Linked DNA regions of Homo sapiens: all the other regions are linked to region 1. The links are chromatin contacts, found by Hi-C or POLR2A ChIA-PET in ENCODE. All regions are on one chromosome and are shown on one strand. The core of a region is the stretch at or near the end of the contact, and the rest is flanking DNA. Distances in the headings are between cores, read along the strand shown. Region 1 holds the start of SEPTIN6 (septin 6). Region 2 holds the start of RHOXF1-AS1 (RHOXF1 antisense RNA 1). Region 3 holds the start of SLC25A43 (solute carrier family 25 member 43).

What was found. A loop is a pair of places that touch in the nucleus more often than their neighbours do. ChIA-PET counts read pairs that join two places held with the same protein, here RNA polymerase II (POLR2A). Pooled maps may share reads with other maps.
Region 2: a loop to region 1 is called in a map with no recorded cell type, with 4 times the contacts of the local background. The contact joins the promoter of RHOXF1-AS1 here to the promoter of SEPTIN6 in region 1. A Hi-C loop is called at or near these places in 1 of 37 single-sample maps with no recorded cell type.
Region 3: a pooled map shows a loop between it and region 1 (3-fold over the local background). The contact joins the promoter of SLC25A43 here to the promoter of SEPTIN6 in region 1. A Hi-C loop is called at or near these places in 2 of 50 pooled maps. POLR2A ChIA-PET finds 5 or more read pairs at or near these places in 2 of 52 experiments (H1 and activated B cell).

Annotation. Positions count from the first base shown.
Region 1 is chrX:119,691,339-119,695,140 of GRCh38, forward strand. SEPTIN6 (septin 6) reads right to left here and starts at 1,830. Exons shown (of 11, transcript NM_145799.4): 1 at 1,738-1,830. The coding sequence starts at 1,767. RefSeq lists enhancers at 844-893, 1,714-1,843 and silencers at 1,384-1,513, 2,024-2,073.
Region 2 is chrX:120,034,346-120,038,147 of GRCh38, forward strand. It overlaps RHOXF1-AS1 (RHOXF1 antisense RNA 1), which reads left to right and starts at 1,891. Exons shown (of 5, transcript NR_131238.1): 1 at 1,891-2,187.
Region 3 is chrX:119,397,407-119,401,208 of GRCh38, forward strand. It overlaps SLC25A43 (solute carrier family 25 member 43), which reads left to right and starts at 1,930. Exons shown (of 5, transcript NM_145305.3): 1 at 1,930-2,272. The coding sequence starts at 1,998. RefSeq lists a silencer at 1,794-2,453.

The sequences.
Region 1 (3,802 bases), core at 580-3,079:
TAGCGTCATTTTTGGATGGAGCTAGTGTAATCCCAGAGATTAATTCCTCTACTTCAGCTATACCATCTCTGAAATGCAGGTAACCAGGAGCAGAAAAGCCACAGCAGAAAAGAGGGAGCCCTCAAAACACTAAAGCAATAAACAACGAGAGTGCCAATCTTGGGGGAAGAAAATTCTCTCAAATTGCATCATCACAGAGAATGTCCCCTGTCTACTCCTGGTCCTTCCACAACATGACTGCATAAAGTGCTCTGTGCTAGGGTGTGCAGGGGGTGGAGGAGGTTCCGAAGAAATGATCCTGCCCTTCCAAACAGGGACAAAAGAGACATTAATACATATTCTGTAGAGAAAATATTATCAGATTCTGGCTTCAGATTTTGTAAAATCAATTTCAATTACACCAAATACCTAGAGGCTTTTTTTTTGTACTGTAGTTGCATTGCATGAACTATTTTCCTAAATAAGTAAGCTACAAGGTTGAAAAACATTTTTATGTGGTTCAGAGATTTTCGTCAAGTAGTATGTGGTGTCATGGGATTTGACCTACCTCTGTCTCCCACTCCTTCCTCACCTCGGGGTGCTGGTGGGCTTATTAAAGTCCCAGATACCCATGGATGAATAGAATAGCTAGGGTGTCCCCCCCAAATGGAATTCATCGCCCTTTGCAACCAAACTTCTGGTTTAAAAAACAAACATGGAGCCTCAGGTCACTTCAACATGGTTTCTCTGCACATCCCAGGCTGGAAAACTTCAGTTCTTTAAATGAAGATTTTTTTTTTCCCAGAGTCGGTCGCCAACAAAAAAAGAGACGGCACCGCTTTTGCGAGTCTCACACTTATTTTCCTGAGTCTCCATAGAAAGAAGCCAGCTCCACAGGTTTTGGCACACAAGCCCAGTTACACTGAACATGCACCCGAGACAGATCCTCAGAGGCCCGCTCCAAAACATGCCAAAATACGCAGCCAGCCACCTACAGGCCAGCCAACTGCACCCCACACTGACGCACAAATGAGACCCAGAGGCACACAGCACAAGCAGACAGAGAGGCGTTCGGACACACACCACAGAGGTGAGCACACTCAGAGAAACACGCGGACTTCTTTGGGTCACAGACAGAACCCCGGCGCCGCCGCCGCCCGCCCGGGAAGACACGAGCGCGCGCGCGTGCACACATACGCGCACACCGATACACACACAGACGCAGTCACATATGTAATGCATATAGAGAAACCCTATCCCAGCCAGTCACCTCCCCGCCCCCCTCGCCACTCACCGCCTTCTGCCCCAGGCTAACCCCAGCCCCGCGCCTCTTTGCCTGTGCGGTCCCGGGTCACAACGGGCAGCCGTGCGCAGGGGCGCGGCAAGGCCAGGGTGCCAGGGACCCGGAGGGCTCGGCGGCTCCTACGGCCATTCATTCGGCAACGCCCCAGCCGTGGGGCCGCAGCTGCAGCGAGGGAGGCGGTGGCGCTCACTGCGGCTCTTGGGCAATGCAAGTTCAGCCGCCGGCCCGCAGGTTTTGCCTGCCCCCCTGCCGCCCCCCGCCCCCCGCGCGCCACCACCGTTTTCCGGGACAGGCTGAGGGACTGAGCTGCTGACCCCGGGAGCAGAAGTCCCACCGTGCCCTTGGCTCCTGGATGCTGCCCACTGCCCTCCTCGCGATGTGGCGGCGGCGGCCAGGTCTCCTTGACCCTCACCAGGCCCTCGGCCCCGGCCCTGGCACCCAAGCTCTGCACTTACCACCTGGCGAGCTATATCGGTCGCTGCCATCGCTCCTGCGTCCGCCAGGGCTGCCACGGGTGCCGCCGCAACGGGAGCTACTGCACAGGAAACAGAGGAGCTCCTCCGACAAAGAGAAAGTGTTACACTTCGGGCGCGACCAAGTCCGGTGGGGGGAGGTGCAAGGGAGGGGCCCCCTCGCCGCTGCTCCAACCCCAACCTCCCCTCTACCGCCCACCCCTTGAAAGTAGGGTATGGAGAGGGGGCGGATTTAACGCGCCGCTTCCCCCTATGGCCAGACCAGTTCCAGTTCTTCCTGCAACCCCAGCCATAGGCTTCTACGAAGGGGGGCGGGGGCTCCCCTCGGTGACCACGTCCTCTGCCCCCCCCGCCACTTGGCTCCGTGGTACGTCCCGACCTCTGCTGAATTGTCACACCCCCCTGCTCTCCTTTACATCCCTAAGTCCCCAGACCCCGAAGGCTGGAAGGGAGCCCCCGCCCCTCCCCCCTCCCATACTCTGCTCAGCGGCCGAGCTCTGCAGTTCTCCTCCCGGCCCCCGTTACCCCCCTTCCTTTCCACCGAGATCCCAAGGTGCTTAGATGGGTGCGCCTTGGCCGCTGGAGTCTCGATGCCCCACTGTCGTGTCTCCCTCCCTCCATGGCCCGGGAGCGCAGCTGCGGCCGAGGTACCGGGGAGGCCTGCGGCACCTGCCGCTCCACAGTAGAGCTTAGAAAGGGGGCCCGTGGGGGGAGCCGCACTGCAGCCCGGCAACTGAGCTGAGCTGTGGCATGTGGGGTCCGAGGCTAGAGGTCTTGAGACGCTGCTTCTGCCCTGGGGTTTCCAAGCCTTGGGTGCTGTGGGCTGTAATTTCGTGGAGCCAAGCTCACCACCTTTGGGTACCTAGTACAGACGGAACCCACGCCTCCTCTCTCCGACCCAGCCCTAGACGCTCAGCAAGACCACCCACCCCTTCTAGTACCAGAGGAAGGGCTGGAGATGAAGGTTCTCAGCTCTATGGAGCGAAATGGAGGGGCGGGTGACGGGGAGCGGCCTCCAGTCACTCTGTCCCGCCCCCTGATTTCTCCTTGACCCTCATTCAGCCCGGGACAAGGCGGCCAATAGGGCGCAGAGGAGAGAACTTCCGAAGGCAGGGGTGCGCCCGCCCGCCCTCCTTATCCCCGTGGCCCACCTCCGCGGGTCCTCTCTCGTGGGCACCTCTCCACTTCTCCGGCCTTGGCGCCCTCCCCTCTCTCTTGGGACTGGCCTCTTGCTAGCTCCCTGTCACTGGAGCACGCTGGCAGATTTGGCATGCCCGAGGCCCCAGCGGGAGGGACAGTACATTCCACTCCTCAAAAGGGCAGGTTCCCTGGTGTGGGAGAGAGACCTGGGCCCGCCAGAGGGACCCCAGATGGGGGAGGGGATGACAAGGCTATGGAGGAAACCCGGGCCCAAGAGGGGGCCCCAATGGAGCATGGAAGATGACCCCGTAAAGGCCCAAGGCTGGAGCAGCTGAGGAGGAGGCAGGAGAGAGGGAAAAAGAAAAGAAGGAACCAGGGAGAGAGAGGAAGAAGGGACTCGATCCAGAGGCCCTGGTCTCGGAGAAGTCAGGGAAGACAAGAAAATGGAGTAGCCAAAGAAGAGCATGCCTGGCACTTGGTTCCACCTGCTGGATGGAGCTTCTCACACTCTCTCGGGAAGCCCTTTATGTATGTACCCTGTGCGCCTGGAGAACAAGGACTCAGCAAACGCATCCCAGGGCCGAGTGCAGGGCCTCGCAGTCAGGAGGCACTCTATTAAGCTGAGGGCAGAGAACTTGGATGCGTGCGAGGGGGGCGGGGAGAAGAAAGAAGAGACACAGTGAGGGAATAGCAGTAAGGACAGTCATGAAGAGCCAAGTATTCAGGGAGCGCCACTGTGCGCCTTCATTGTGCTGGAGACCCAGGAGCGGCCTAAAGAGAAGAGCCTGGCAAAATCAGGGATCAGCGCAGAGGAGCTCCGCGAGACAGAAGGCGCAGGCCATAGGGCGGATGGCGGTGGCAAGGAAGAGGGGCAGCTGGAGTCTTTCAGACTCTCTGGAGCTTTGGG
Region 2 (3,802 bases), core at 641-3,140, 340 kb after region 1:
CAACAGAAATACTGGCATCTTGGAGTAAAGGAGATAGATATGGGATGAAATGAAGGAAGACTGTTGGACTTCTGGAAATCTATAGGCAGGATATGAGCTGACAGGGCTACTAGACTGCAAAGACACATTAGCCTTCAAGAAAAAGGAAGAGTGAATTATGAGGGTGGCACAGAAGCTGGTGGATCACTGCAAGACCAGATGGCAGAACATTGAGCTAAAGAGGATTGTTCCTAGGCCTTGAAATCTAATGGAATTAGCTATGCTAATTATTTATTTATTTACTTTTTTGAGATGAAATCTCATTCTGTCACGCAGGCTGGAGTGCAGTGGTACAATCTCAGCTCACTGCAACCTCCACCTGCCAGGTTCAAGCAATTCTCCTGCCTCAGCTTCCTGAGTAGCTGGGATGACAGGAACTCACCACAATGCCCCTCTAATTTTTGTATTTTAGTAGAGACGAGGAGGGGGGTTTCACCATGTTACCCAGGCTGGTCTCGAACTCCTGACCTCAAGTGATCCACTCACCTCAGCATCACAAAGTGCTGGGATTATAGGCGTGAGCCACCACACCTGGCCCTGCCATGCTAAATTTTGAACTTACTTGGGACAAGAAACCACTTTATGCCTCCCATATTCATTCTTTTGGAATGGTAATGTCTTGTAAAAGGAAAATAAATCTCAGGACTCCAAAATCATTAAGCCAAAGGGAAAAGTCAAGCTGGGAACTGCATCAGGCAAACCTACCTCCCATTTTATTCTTAAATAAGATAGCTACAAACAAAAAAAAAAGCTACATACATGTCTCACAATTTGTCCACTGGGACATTCCTTTTGAGCCCCAAGATGTTTACCTTAAAATGGTTCTGTTGAATTTTACCCTGACAATGTAAATTGATAGCTTATCTTCACAGGTTCTAGACAAAGAACAGAACTCAAAGTCATCCTTCTGTTCATCTGAGACAGATGCATATCTGATTGCTTTCCTAATGTAAAAATGCAGATTCACTGAGCTGACAAAGGCATAAGTAACTATTCCTCTACCCTTCTCTCACATGTAAACTGTGTATTCAGTGAAAGGTTTATCAAACACTCAAAATAATGCAACCATTTGTCTGTTATCTACCCACACCTTTAATTTTTTTTCCTTTTCCCCCAATATCTGCCCTTTTGCCTTTAAATACTGAAGTCCACAAAATCTTCTTTGGAAAAAGGCATAGACCTGCCTTCCAGATGCATGTTCTTAACCTTGGTAAAATAAAATTTCCAAGTTAATTGAGACCTAGCTCAGATACTTTTTGGTTTACAAATTGGTAACCACCAAGGGATTCTGAGTGGAGGTGCCCCTGACCTTTGACAAATCTTCTATTACTGCTTGGTACCAGCTTGAGATATCTTTATTGCTCAAATCAATAGGCAGATTTGCTGAGGCCTGGGAACTTCCCCCCTCCAGACAATCCCTTGTAGCAGGACGAGCTGCAGACAAAATCTTTCAGACACTGAGTTGTAGAAGGAAGGGCTTTATTCAGCTGGGAGCATCGGCAAGCTACTGTCTTAAAATCCGAGCTCCTCGAGTGCACAGTTTCTGTCCTTTTTAAGGGCTCATAACACTAAAGATTTCACATGAAAGGGTCGTGATTGATTGAGCAATCTAGGGGGTATGTGACAGGGGCTTCATGCACCGGTAGTCAGAGTGAAACAGAACAGAGCAGGGAGTTTCACAGCGTTCTTCCATACAATGTCTGGAATCTATGGATAACATCGGTTGCTAAGTCATGAGTTGATTTTTAACTACTAGGTTTAGGCCAGGCAGGCCCAGGCCTGGTTTCAGTTCTGGTTTTGGGTCTGGTGCCTGGCTGCCTGCCCTTGGTTTCACTTCCTTGTTTTTTTCTTAAAACAGGTACTGAGTATAAAACAATATAAAACAATATGAGAGGGTCCGTCTCTTCCCTCACCCTGATCTCCCCAAATTTGGTCGATATCTAAGGTTTTTTTTTGCTGTACAACTCCTTTTCTGGAGTTTTACTCACTTTCAACAAGGAAGGTGAGTTTTCCTGCTTCCATGATGATGGAGGGCAGGCAACTCCTTTCTGGAGTTTCAGCTCAATTCCAACAGGGAAGGCGAGTTGGAGTTTTTTTCCTGCTTATAGGCTGGTAGAGAGCAGTGTTGAGCCTGGACTCCATTCCTAGGTAAGTAGCTGAATTGGGGTTTTATCTTGAAAATTCTCCTTAATGACCTAAAGTTAAGATTAACAACCAGCAGCTCTTAATTTCTCCTTACCATTAGAGTGCTCAGGAATTGTATACATAGTATGATCATTTGTTTGTTTTGCCAAACTGTTTTTTCATTTATTTGTTTGTTTTGTTGTTTTGGTCTTTTTCCCATTGGATTTGACTAACTCTACCCAACTATATCAAATGTGAAGGAAAGTTACAAATGGTGAGGAACAACGCCTCTGCATTGGGTAAATTCCTGCAGCTGGGGGGGAAAAGGGAAAAGGATAAACAGCCATCAACAGGAAAAAAGAAAGATTTTGACTACCTGAGGGGCTTTATTTACATAACAAGGCCACCTTTTGCTAGCCAAGCCAAACTGTGCTCCACACTGCAGTTCTGTAGCTAAGGTTTTGCCCTTTTTTCCACCACAACAGCCTGGGTTTGGTTCCTAAATCAAGTTCTTTCTGGTTTGATATTTGTGTTATTTTTGAAATATCAGCAATTTGTTCCAGCTAAAATAGGGTAGTGAGATTTAGAAGAATTTTTTAAGAGCTTAGTGGCTAAAAGTCAGTTTAATTAAAAGCTAATATCCACGATGTGTGTGTGTGTGTGTATATTTAAAAGGCCTTTATGGTTTTTTGTTTTGTTTTGTTTGTTTGAGAAGGAGTTTCACTCTTGTTGCCCAGGCTGGAGTGCAATGGTGCGATCTTGGCTCACTGCAACCTCTACCTCCCGGGTTCAAGCAATTCTCCTGCCTCGGCCTCCCAAATAGCTGGGATTACAGGCATACGACACCACACCCAGTTAATTTTGTATTTTTAGTAGAGATGGGATTTCTCCATGTTGGTCAGGCTGGTCTCAAACTCCCGACAACCTCAGGTAATCTGCCTTCCTCAGCCTCCCAAAATGCTGGGATTACAGGCGTAAGCCACCGTGCCTGGCCTGTTTTTTTTTTCTCTCCTAGTACCTTGTTTTTTGAGAAAAAGGTTTTTTCCTTCTCAGTCAGTCAAATGAATTCTGTTTTCTCCATTTACTTCTGCCTATCTCTCCTTTCTCTTGTTCCCCTCTGCTGCATGAGGGACCCAAAATAGTTTCTAACAGCCTGTAATTCCTTAAATAAAACAGAGAAGGCACTAGAGTCCTTTTTGAGGAGAAACATCTGTTTTTCCTTATGGAACCCCAAGAGTCTAAACAGACAAGTTCCTCTCAGATCTTAAACTGCTTGCTTTTGTACTGTGTTACCTGATTTTTGGACTAAGTTATTACAACAGAGGCTACTCTTCGGGTGTTTAAGATAAGAAAAGGTATACTTTAGACACTTAGAGGAAAGTCTTTGTAACAAAGTGCAGTGCAAATGCATCACATGGTCTAGAATCATGATAATTCTATCTTTTGGAGATCCAGGATTCAGCGTGGGCTCTGCCCAGAGCTGAGATCCAGTTAAAAGCTAGAGACTAGGCTGGGCACAGTGGCTCATGCCTGTAATCCCAGCACTTTGGGAGGCCAAGGTGGGCAGATCACGAGGTCAGGAGTTCAAGACCAACCTGGCCAACATGGTAAAACCCCATCTCTACTAAAAATACAAAAA
Region 3 (3,802 bases), core at 680-3,179, 290 kb before region 1:
GGCGCGGTGGCTCATGCCTGTAATTTCGGCACTTTGGGAGGCCGAGGCAGGTGGATCATCTGAGGTCAGGAATTCGAGACCAGCCTGGCCAACATGGCGAACCCCATCTCTACTGAAAATACAAAAAAATTAGTTGGGTATGGTGGCACATGCCTGTAGTCCCAGCTACTTAGGAGGCTGAGGCAGGAGAATCGCTTGAACCTAGGAGGCAGAGGTTACAGTGAGCCAAGACCATGCCACTGCACTTCACCCTGGGCGACAGAGCGAGACTCTGTCTCAAAAAAAAAAAAAACATAACTTGGCTGACCCAATCTCCATACAATGGGGTTATCACATGAAATGTTCCAGACCCACGAACTTCCTGAAAGAGCTTTAGAATCTTGTCCCGTTATCCAACAAAGGGCTTTAGGAAGTACCAGTACCCGAAGGTTTCCTTATTGTAATCCCCAAATTCCAATTCAAGCCCTTTTAAAGTCGGGGTCCTCCGGTCTTCAGAGTCATACATCTTTCTCAAGCTTCCCCCAGCCATCAAATTAGCTTACAACAAGACAGAAGAATTCACAAAACATGAAAATAAGCATTCCCCAATTGTTGAGAGCAGAGTATGGCTTCTGCAACTAGAACAAGTTCTCACAGTCAAAACCTTGTAATGTCATACTCAAGTGAGATTGACAGTGAAAAATAAAAAAGGAGAAACCCTGCAATGCCTTTTAGAAAACGTTCCTATAGCATTGTGTGTTAGTAAATGTAAATAACTATACAAGCCTAAAAACAACTATGTACCCGGAACATCTTGCTCACACCAACAGACTGCTGACAGTTCCTTTCCTTGTAATTATTAGTGACATGGCTTTTTTAGAAAAAAAAGAGACAGAAAGAAATTCTGAAATTCTGAAATTTTTGAACTGATTAAAGAATCCTCGGATTCTGGCCAAGCCTCTCTTAGCCATTCTTTGCCTCTATTGTTCTCTTAGCTTACAGAACCACTGAAAATGTCCCTACTGGAGTTAACTCTGCAGTCCTAGTAGACATATAGTGTAGCCGTTAGTGGAAACTGACATAAACCGCCCTAGATTTCAAACCGGTCTCTGCTTTGTAGGTAGCTGTGTGAGCCTGAGCAAGTCCTCTCTGTGTCTTGGTTTCCTCTCCTGTAAATGAATACCTAATCAGAACTAACACATATAAACTGCTTACCCATACCAGTCATTGTTCATTAATCCTTACAACAACCCCTAGGAGGAAAAAATTATAATCTCTGTTTTATAAAGCAACTGACACACAGAGAGGTTGAGTGACTTCCCCAAGGTCCCACAGCTGGTAAGCTGCAGAGCCAAGAATCTTACACAGGTTCAAGAGTCCAGATTCAAGTCCCCACACCCACACAGCCTCTGTCAATGAGGACATACGTACTTAGGGCCGTTTTGAGGATTACATGAGAACGTCTGTAAAGCCCAGTACTTGACAAGTGCCTGAGAGATAGCAACTGTGGTTGTTAGAATTTTTTACCTTCTGCACTGGGAAACCATCAAGGCTTTTTGGTTAGGCAGGAAAAAAAAATGGGTTGGAGGCAAGAGGAGGAGGAGGGAAGCGCCAGGGGAGGAAGACAGAGAAGTGGCACGTGAAAGGGAGAAAAGGGGCAAACCAGAGGAGAGGCAGGGAGGGGCGGCGGGGGCGCACTGAACATTTAGGAAGCAAGATGTCTAGCAGGCTGGGCCTTGAGAGAACAGTAACTGTTTCGCAACTGAAAGTCGCTACTCGAGCCTTGCCAACTGGGGAGACTATGCCCATGATATCCGCGGCCTCGGACCCCGGACCCTCCAGGCCCTCGCGCCCCACCCCCGACCAGCCTCGGGCCAGGCTAGGGCGTAGACGGGGCTTCCCGTCCCTCACGCGGGCCCGCCCCATGCCGGGCGGGGCCTGGGGCCCGCCACCTCCGCCCGTGGCCGGAGAGCCCCAGGCCCGAGCCACGCGGTCTTCCGGGCCCGGGTCGGGGCTCGATGGCTACGTGGAGGCGGGACGGCCGACTGACAGGCGGCCAAAGGCTGCTGTGCGCTGGGCTGGCGGGGACGCTCAGCCTCAGCCTCACCGCGCCCCTGGAGCTCGCCACCGTGCTGGCCCAGGTTGGCGTCGTGCGAGGCCACGCCCGGGGACCGTGGGCCACAGGGCACCGGGTGTGGCGGGCAGAGGGGCTCCGGGCCCTGTGGAAGGGGAACGCGGTGGCGTGCCTGCGCCTCTTCCCCTGCAGCGCCGTGCAGCTCGCCGCCTACCGCAAGTAAGAGCCGGGCGGGGCCGGGGAACCGGGAGACCGGACGGGGGTGGGGTGGGGGAGCCGCGGCCCGACGCCGCCCTGCTGCCTGGACTCGGGGCCCTGGAGTAGGGACGGCCCCCTTGTCGATCACCTGGGGACCCCTCGGGGCGGTGGGCCACCTCTATGGCCCCCAGAGTGCAGCCCCAATGCTTTTCACGTTCTCTTGGGGTTACCGCCCTGCAAGATGCAGTTTTGTGGTCCGCAGCCCTGGTCCGAGAGGCTTTCCGGATTGGACCGGGCGAGGAGGTGGAATGCAGCAAAGGATTTGGAGGAAAGGAATGAAAAGCTCTCCAGAGAGATGAGTCCTAACCATTTCCACCGTCCTCCAATTTGGAAACTTTTGCTTAGGCTGGCTTAGGAAGAGAGAGACCCTTTTAAAGGTGTTTTTGTCTGTGTGACCCAAGCCCCGAGAAGAAAGTGCTTGGTGTGGGGAAAGGACCCGATCCATCGATACGAAAAGGCCGCAGATTTTTGCCCACACATCTCCCCAACTTAAATGAAGCTTGACTTCAGGCTCCGACAGAGGCTGCAGCTTCCCCTCCCCAAGCTGAGAACGGCCCCCTCAGCCTACCGCTTCACCCCACTGGCCTCATTTATTTGGGCCTTTTCCACCTTCTCCCACATCAACAGCTGCTCCTTAGGAAAAGATCTAAAGGTGTAAATGCAGCCTTAAAGCTTCCACCGAGCTCAGAGGTACCTGCATTTGAACTGGAAACCAAGCCTGAAAGAATGAATTGGTAGTGATGGCATTTCAGGAAGCAGAGATGTTTCTGTATTGGGGGGACGGTCCCTGTGTTCCTCATTCAGTGGGCACAGTGGCATCTTTGATATCGCCTTGGCTCTGAATTAGACAAACAGCCCACATTTGGGAGAGTCGGTCTTGACCGCATAGTTTAGTCTTGGCGGCTAATAGTCAAAGGATTTTGCCTTGACACTGTCACTCACCTGGGAGGCCAGAGGTGGAAGGCTCACCTGGCAGCCGACAAGCCGAACGGAATCATCCTTATTACCTAGGCCTCTAGGCCAGTACTCATTTTGCCTCTGCCTGGAAATAGAGTTCCCTTCTCTTCCTCTGCAGAGGGACTCATGGGTGGGACCATGACATTTAGTTAAGGCCCTTTTTCCTCCCCACCTCTGCTTGCCCTCATCAACATCTGGCCTGCAGTCTGTAAACAGTTCTCCTCTGAGTCTTAATGACTCAGTTTCTCCCCCACTTCACCCTCTTCTCTACAAAGTAGTGTGGAAATCTTCCTTTGGATGGGATAAAATATGTCCAGAGGGGTGGGGGGCAGAACTTCAAAGGCTGGTTTAAGTATTGTGGCTCTTCTGCTAAGCACCTAGTATATGCACATTAGATTTTTTAAGCTCCTGCCTCCTGCCCTGTAAGGTCCATAGGACAGGAAGCATTGTGCCTGTTTTACAGATGCAGAATTGGGCTCAGAGTGATGACACCTCTTGTCAGTGACCGAGCTGAGCTCCACTACCTGGCCTTCT